Regions from separate parts of the Homo sapiens genome. Here region 2 is linked to region 1. Evidence: chromatin contacts called from ENCODE Hi-C data. All regions are on one chromosome and are shown on one strand. Each heading gives the region's core, a stretch centred on a gene start or an enhancer-like site at or near the end of the contact. The rest is flanking DNA. Distances are from core to core; before and after follow the strand shown. Region 1 holds the start of GPAT3 (glycerol-3-phosphate acyltransferase 3). Region 2 holds the start of HERC3 (HECT and RLD domain containing E3 ubiquitin protein ligase 3).

Region 1 (3,649 bases), core at 558-3,057:
TTCCATTTTATTACCATTGCACCATACAGCTGTGGACGAATAATTCTTCCGTAACAGTTAAAACAAAACCAAACCAAAACCATTTTGTGGAGTTTGTTCATGAGCACCAAAAATCACTGGAGAGTGTGTGCACTCAGCACACGCAAAGTTGTGTGTATTATCTCCCTTGTGGGGTAAACTTTGGTACAAGGATTTAGCCTTCCTTAGTTATCTTGGTTTGAGGAAATAAAAGGAAAATAAGAGTTTTGCCTGAACATATGGTGTTAAATATGCCAATATAATATTTGAAGTTTTGCACTCAATATATATAGTGTTTGAAAGCAAGGACTTTGGGCAGCTTTCGGTAGTTGCGTTTTCCGTGTTTTTCTAAACTAGCCAACCTTACAGAGGTTTAATTTTGAGAAACCAAGCTCCTAACACTTCTTCATTCATAACCCTTTTTTTTTTTTTTTAGACTGAGTCTCACTCTGTCTCCCAGGCTGCAGTGCAGTGGCACGATCTCGGCTCACTGCAACCTCCTCCTCCCGGGTTCAAGTGATTCTCCTGCCTCAGCCTCCTGAGTAGCTGGGACTACAGGCGTGCGACACCACGCGGGGCTAATTTTTTTGTATTTTTAGTAGAGACGGGGGTTTCGCCATGTTGGCCAGGCTGGTGTTGAACTCCTAACCTCAGATGATCTGCCCGCCTCGCCTCCCAGAGTGCTGGGATTACAGGCGTGAGCCACCGCGCCCGGTCCATAACCTGGTTTTAATCATCAAGTTATAATTTTTTCCGTTCTTAGTGTGGGAGGGGGCTTGTGACAGCTACCTGGCAGTAAGTACTTAAGGCAGACATCTACATTCTTTACAGAGGGGCTTGTCACTTCGTTGGCTCCCCACTTCCTCCACACCCTGGGCAGGGACCATTTTCTCTGCAATATTTGCTATCAGCGCTGTTTCAATTCAGTTTGCTGGCCCTCTCAGTTTTTTTCCAGCTTGAAACAACACCTGAAAAGTACCTGTAAGAGATTTTGGTCGAATTCAGCGGCAATCTGGAAAATCCCTTCTCAAAATCCCTTCTGCTCATTCTTAAAAATAGTTCTGGTCTCTAAGAGAACAGCAATGTAGTAAATAACATACAGGGTTTTGCCCTTCGTTGCTCTGATAAGGGCTGGCGCGGTAGAAGCGCGGAGCCTGAACACCCAGGAGACACCTGTCAGCTTGGTGAATGAAGGCTTGCGCCGGCCTGGCATTTCTGCTACGCCTAAGCGCGGATAGTATTGGCTGAATGGTAGGGGAAGGTGTGGTTGGAATCTTCCCCCAGAAAGGGAGTGACAGATACTTAGCCGCAGGGTTTCTGTGCCAGGGAGATGGCGGCTCAGTGGGCTAGGCAACGCGTGGAGAGAGCTTCCTACTCTCGGGATAAGCAAGATTGAGCCCCACAGCTGTAGGCCATGTGGGGAAGGAGGTGTGGAAGCCAGAAGCGGCGTACACGGCTGCGTGGTGCGCTCTGCGTTTTCCTGTCCTTGGAAGCCCTTTCCAAGAGTTCGTTTTACACCCACACAAACAAGACCTCAAGCGTCCCAGATACGTCAGCAGTTCATTCTGCGGGTGAAGAAAATATTGACATTTTTCAGATGAAAACTCTCCTCCTGAAAGGACCTTTGCTGAGTGCTGGGGGAGGCGGGGCGCGGGGAAGAACGGAGACCGCCCAGGAGGCTGCGGCACTCCTGGGCTAAGTACTGCCAGGGAGCTCCCCCGTTGGGTGACGGAGGAGGTGGGGCGAGGGCAGCGCGCAGAAATAGGGCGCTGGGCGCCCGAGCGCAGCCAGCTTCCAGCACAGCCCGCGGCCCGGTGCCAGCTCCGCCGGCGACCGGTGTGCCAAAGTGCGGTGCTCCCGCAGGGAACCTGGCTCGGGGAGGGCCTCCGTGAGTCATCTGCTGAGTTGTCGCAATCGCCACCCAGAGGAAATCAGGCACCGGGCGGGGCGGGTTCCTGGCTGCGCTCGCGCGCTCTGCCCGCGCCGCGGTGTGCCTCCGCTTACCCGCAGCTCCGACCACTGGCTCGCGCTACCCAGGTCTCCGCACGCCGCGGTGGCTTCAGCCCAGACCTGGGCAGCCAGCGGAGAAAGAGTTAACTGGCAGGGGCGAGGAGGAGCCCAGGGAGGAAGGAAGGATATTGCCGTAATTCTGAAAGTTTTTTTCCTTCCTCTCTTCCCTTCGCAGAGGTGAGTGCCGGGCTCGGCGCTCTGCTCCTGGAGCTCCCGCGGGACTGCCTGGGGACAGGGACTGCTGTGGCGCTCGGCCCTCCACTGCGGACCTCTCCTGAGTGGGTGCGCCGAGTCATGGAGGGCGCAGAGCTGGCCGGGAAGATCCTTTCCACCTGGCTGACGCTGGTTCTCGGCTTCATCCTTTTACCTTCGGTCTTCGGAGTGTCTCTGGGCATCTCCGAGATCTACATGAAGATCCTAGTGAAAACTTTAGAGGTGAGTGCCGGGAGGGATGCAGCCAGCCCCACACCGCTGCGGGCTGAGAACCCGGGGGTCCAGTTCTCAAGGTCAGTGGTCGCGAGTCAGGGGTGTGTGTGCGCGCGTGTGCATGCGTGCGTGCATTTCTGTTCCTTGCCCGCAGCAGTGCGAAAGTCAGCATCTCGGCTTCTTTCGCGGAGCTGGAGGGATCTAGGCTGGAACCACTGGACCACTCTGTTGTTTCTCTGGTCGAAGGCGAAAAAATCATTCCACTCCCTGAGCATCGTTATTATTTTACTGATTAGAATAACAACAATGCGACCAACTTTTTGTATCAGAGGATTTGCTTATATCCATTATGCAGTGCAGTTTCCGCTTCACCCGCTTGTTTTTACAGCCCCAGGTTTCAGAGGTCCTTTTGTGTACTAAGGCATCCAGTTCAGAAAGGCATCATGTTCTTCTTTATGCCCAAGATAAGAGACCAATTGCTGGATGGCAGAAAGAAATCTTATTTTATTTTAGTGGAGTCATGGAAATTTTATCTAACCAACAGCACTTGAAATGCCATTGAAAAGGTATATATTCTTTGACCTCAGGTCTCCCTACCCTCCTGTTTCCAAATCCTGCAAAGAAAAATGTTAGATGGAAGTAGGCCTGGTAGAGAACAACTGCAGCTTACTCTTAGGGTTTTATTAAGTGTCAAAAGGCTGGGTAGGGTAGGGAGGGCAAGTGCCAACCCCCTTTTACAGAGAGGGAAACTGAGAGTCAGAGATCAGTGGTTTCTTTGAATTAAGTGTTAGAAGCAGGAGTCTTTTTTTAAAAAAAAATTTAATTATATGTATAATATGTGTGTGTGTGTGTGTGTGTGTGTGTGTGTGTGTATATTTAACATAAGAGACAGGGTCTTGCTATCTTGGCTAGGCTGGTCTTGAACTCCTGGCCTCAAGCAATCTTCCTGCCGTCACCTCCCAAAGTGCTGGGATTAAAGGTGTGAGCCCCACGCCTGGCCAGAAACAGGCATCTCAACTGAGAAGAGGCCCTGCAGCCTAGTGGTTAGGATTAGGGACCCTGGATACAGGTTTGCTTAGATTTGGTACCAAAATTGTAGCTCTGTTTCTCAAAATGTGACCTTAGGGAGGTCATCTACTCTTGTGCCTCATTTTCTGTATCTATAAAATAGGAGTAACAATAACTCCTATTTCCA
Region 2 (3,883 bases), core at 234-2,733, 5.1 Mb after region 1:
CTCCTGCCTCAGCCTCCTGAGTAGCTGGGACTACAGGCGCACACCACCCTACTCGGCTAATTTTGGTATTTTTTTTTGTAGAGACAAGGTTTCACCATGTTGGCCAGGCTGGTCTCGAACTGCTGACCTCAAGTGATCCACCGGCTTCGGCCTCCCAAAGTGCCGAGATTACAGGCATGGGCCACCGCGCCTGGCCATCCCCAGTGTTTCTAAACGTGTCAAGTGTGATCCAAATTTCAAAGGTTTGGATTTTTTCTTAGATGACCTGATAACTTAGATTCTGCTTTTTTAGCTTTCTTGTCTCAGTGTACTGGACAATTTGCATTATTTCACGGAGGGCTCAACACTGTCAGTCAGCCAACAACGTCTCATCCCCAGGATACACCACTCCTTGAAACTTTCTTTTCTACTTGGTCAGTCTGTTAGGTTCTCAGGACGAGCGATTGCAGACCTGAGGTGATTTGAATGTCCTTGGTAAGAATCTATCCTCAAAGGGCCTTCCTGCTTCAAATGCCAGGTTATAGAAATTCTTCCACTGGGAGAGTTATTCCTTTGGATTAAAGCAGTACCGTGCCAGTGTTCTGCATTTTACATTTAAGGGGGGCAGACACATGAAGTCACCTTTCTGAGGTTTTCTGCAAAAGATTAGCTGTGGATCAGATCAGGTCTAGGGCAAGTATGAAAGCACTAGTGACCTTGGGGAGGGGGAGGAAGCTCTGGGATTCGGCGCTAGGGAAAAGTGGAAGAGGACAAACTTTTAAAAAATCCGTTACTGGGTATAGGCCACAGAGTGTCTTTCAGATTACAAGATTTTAAGATCTGGTGCTCAGACTCTTCTTGCTATGCTCCCCCCGGGTCCACCCTCCAGCCTCCCCCAGGCCCGCCTTTCTTCCGCAGCCCCGTGCCGGTCTTCGATCCCCACCTCTCCAGAAGAGCGCCGGCGGCTGCCGCGTACCTCCTTCCCCGCCTCTCCCACCGCGCAGCGCCGCGGGCCGGCGCCGCGCTTCCTACAGTCCTACGAAGGGGAGTAAAGCAGAAGACTAGCGCACTCTCCCTCAATTGTCACCCTCCAGCTTTTTCCCCCGTGCCCAAGGCTTTCGGTCACCTCTTCATAAATAATAAAAACCAGAGTCCAGAACCTGAATAGGCAACCGCTGATCGGTCCAGCTCGCTTCCCCGCCAGTGAAAAGCAATCTTATTTCAGCGTCAACGCTCTATGTCTTGCAGTCCGATTTCGGCTGACACACCCGTGCCGCTGTCCCCGCGCCGGGCCCTCGAGTCCTGTCACCTCGGGCAGCCTGCGCCTGGCTCTGGGGCCTGGGCCTCTCCCCTCCTCCTGCCCGCGGACCTTGCCGCCCCGCCTCCAGCCCGTGCCACGGCGGCCGCCATTGGCGCGGGCCCATCCCAGAACGGCGCCCATTGGCCCGGTGCGAAGCCATTCACCCAGCGCATTCCGCCGCCCGCAGGCTTGCGGGGAAACTTCCTTATTATTGTGACGCCGAAAACGGAGAAACCCCGGGTCCGGCGAGAGGGGCTGTGACAGTCGGAGTCCCAAGCTGCGGTTCGGCTGCTGCCGAGGTGCGCAGGGCGGGGGCCGGGGTTCCAGGGAGGGGGGTACGGCGGAGCTGCAGCCGCGCTGGGCCGCGTTCCGCCTGGCACTGCAGTCAGCGCGCGGCTCCCGGAGGGGCGGCTGCGGCTCCTCCCGTGGCTCCGGCGGCGGGGGCTGCAGGCACCTCCAGAGACGACCTGGGTCTGGGGCGCGGGGAGGTTGGGGCGCGGCGCCCTTAGTACCCTGCGTACGCCTCCCTGGCGTTCTCGTGGGCTCGCCCTCCGGTCAGAGAGCCCCGCGCCGGGAAAGGCGAGACAAGCCTTCAAAATGGGAGCGCCTCCCGCCCGCGCTCGGCCGCCCTCCCGCCCTGCCGCCCGGGAGGAATTGCGACGCAGAAAGTCAAAAGGAGGATAGTCCCTATGCTCGCCCCCTGCCCCTATTTAAATTCTGGGGTTCCAGGGACCTCCGTGCAGTGAGGGGCGCGGACGCTTTCAATTGAAATGGGAGCTGGCGAGGCCCTGGCATTTTGGGGAACCTCAGCGGCCGCGAGGAGTTTGCGCCGAGGACGCGGTGCACGGCGTCCGCGATGACAGCGCCGGCAGGGCTGCGGGGCCCGGCACCACCCACTTCGCGGAGGCCGGGCCGGCTCGCCTCTCCCGGGTCCGCCTCCTGGGCGGGGCCGGGGGCGAGGGTGTGTGCGGACACGTGTGTACGGGTGTGTGTGTGTGTGTACGCCGACACGTCGGTGCGGACCGACGCGGGGGTGTCAGGAGCTGGGACGGCCGGGGGCAGGTGAGACTTGAGTCATTTGTGAATGTGTGGAGTGGGCAAACCAGGGCAACCAGACCGAGAGGAGCATGTGTAACCTGAAACAGGTGAGCCTATGGAGACAGTACCTAATGCGACTGTGCACGGAATATGTGTATGCAGCATGAGCTCCAGGGAATAAGTATTTGAACTTTGCTGTTGGTCTGTCACTGTTTCTGGCTGCTTTCTGATTGCATTTTACATCAGCTTTCAAATGAGCTCAATTAGGAAGTACCTAATTCAGAGAAAAGCCTTCCAGGATTTTGCTTGCATTCATCACGCATAGAATGCTTTGGGAAAGACGATTCAAGAGCTCTCTTCCATTTGTATGTGTCTTCTGGCTCTTTCCACAAATAAGAAGCTATTTCTAGAACCTTTTATTTGATGATTAGATAAGATCAAGTGAGCTGATTTTTCAACTCTAGACTTGAGAGAAATGAAAAAATAAAAAGTTTTAAATGCGGTGATCGGGTATCATGTTTTAGTCGGCAGATTACTGTGAAGCTCTCTCCTTTTGTACTTTCCTTTACCCTGGGGGAGGAGGGAGTAGCATTATAAATCAGAAAAGCAAAGTACATGGATTGCATATCCTAAAGCAAAATAATTGAATTACATATTTTACATCATGGTCGTACCGCCTTCGAGGCTAGGAACTTTCTGTAAAAAGTATAATGCAGGGAACAAGGAGGACAGGTTAGAAACCTCTTTGGCAGAACTCCTTTGGCATGAAAAACAAAATTAGCACATTAGCACTAGCATCCAGTTCTTGTTCAGTAAGTAGCTGGAGTTTACTTTTTGAAAAAGAAACAGGGATTTCAGAATGTTCCATGTTGTGTGCTTGAAGCCATTCGTTATAGCATTTCATTCTGAAGACCAAATTTAAATTTCTTAAGATTTGTATGACCAATTAAAAACTTTTTTTATACTTAATGAGAGTAGTAGTACCCCTACTGGAGACACAAGATAGTTATGCTTCAGTTTTATAAGTAAAAGTACTATTCTCCAGATCGAATGGGATTTTCTGCATAGAGAGGTAGAAATAAAGTTATGACAATATCTTTTCTTTCGAGATGGGGGGTCTCGCTCTGTTGCACAGGCTGGAGTGCACTGGTGCGATCTCGGCTCACTGCAACCTCCGCCTCCCAGGCTCAAGCGAATCTGCCACCTTACCCTCCAAAGTAGCTGGGACCACAGGCGTGCACCACCATGCCCAGCTAATTTTTTGTAGTTTTTGGTTTCGCCAAAAGACGAAACGGGGTTTTGCCATGTTGCTCAGGCTGATCTCCAACCCCTGGGCTCAGGCTGTCCACCCGCCTGGGCCTCCTAAAGTGCTTGACAAAAATATCTTAAAATCATGGAGGACTTTTTCTTTTGAGATACTTTAGGTATCTCTCTGAGATGATCTCTTCTCATTTTGCATGATGGAGGATGTGGTAATGAAAAGGGAAAGACCGGGTGCAGTGACTGGCTGGGCGCAGTGGCTCACACCTGTAATCCCAGCACTTTGGGCGGCTTGAGACGGGTGGA

Evidence for each region. Hi-C counts contacts between places; a loop is a spot of excess contacts on that map. Pooled maps may share reads with other maps.
Region 2: a loop to region 1 is called in a pooled map of psoas muscle, with 5 times the contacts of the local background. The contact joins the promoter of HERC3 here to the promoter of GPAT3 in region 1. A Hi-C loop is called at or near these places in 2 of 50 pooled maps.

What each region holds. Positions count from the first base shown.
Region 1 is chr4:83,534,301-83,537,949 of GRCh38, forward strand. GPAT3 (glycerol-3-phosphate acyltransferase 3) reads left to right here and starts at 1,808. Exons shown (of 12, transcript NM_032717.5): 1 at 1,808-2,463. The coding sequence starts at 2,323.
Region 2 is chr4:88,590,997-88,594,879 of GRCh38, forward strand. HERC3 (HECT and RLD domain containing E3 ubiquitin protein ligase 3) reads left to right here and starts at 1,484. Exons shown (of 26, transcript NM_014606.3): 1 at 1,484-1,578. RefSeq lists silencers at 990-1,049, 1,220-1,779, 2,100-2,509.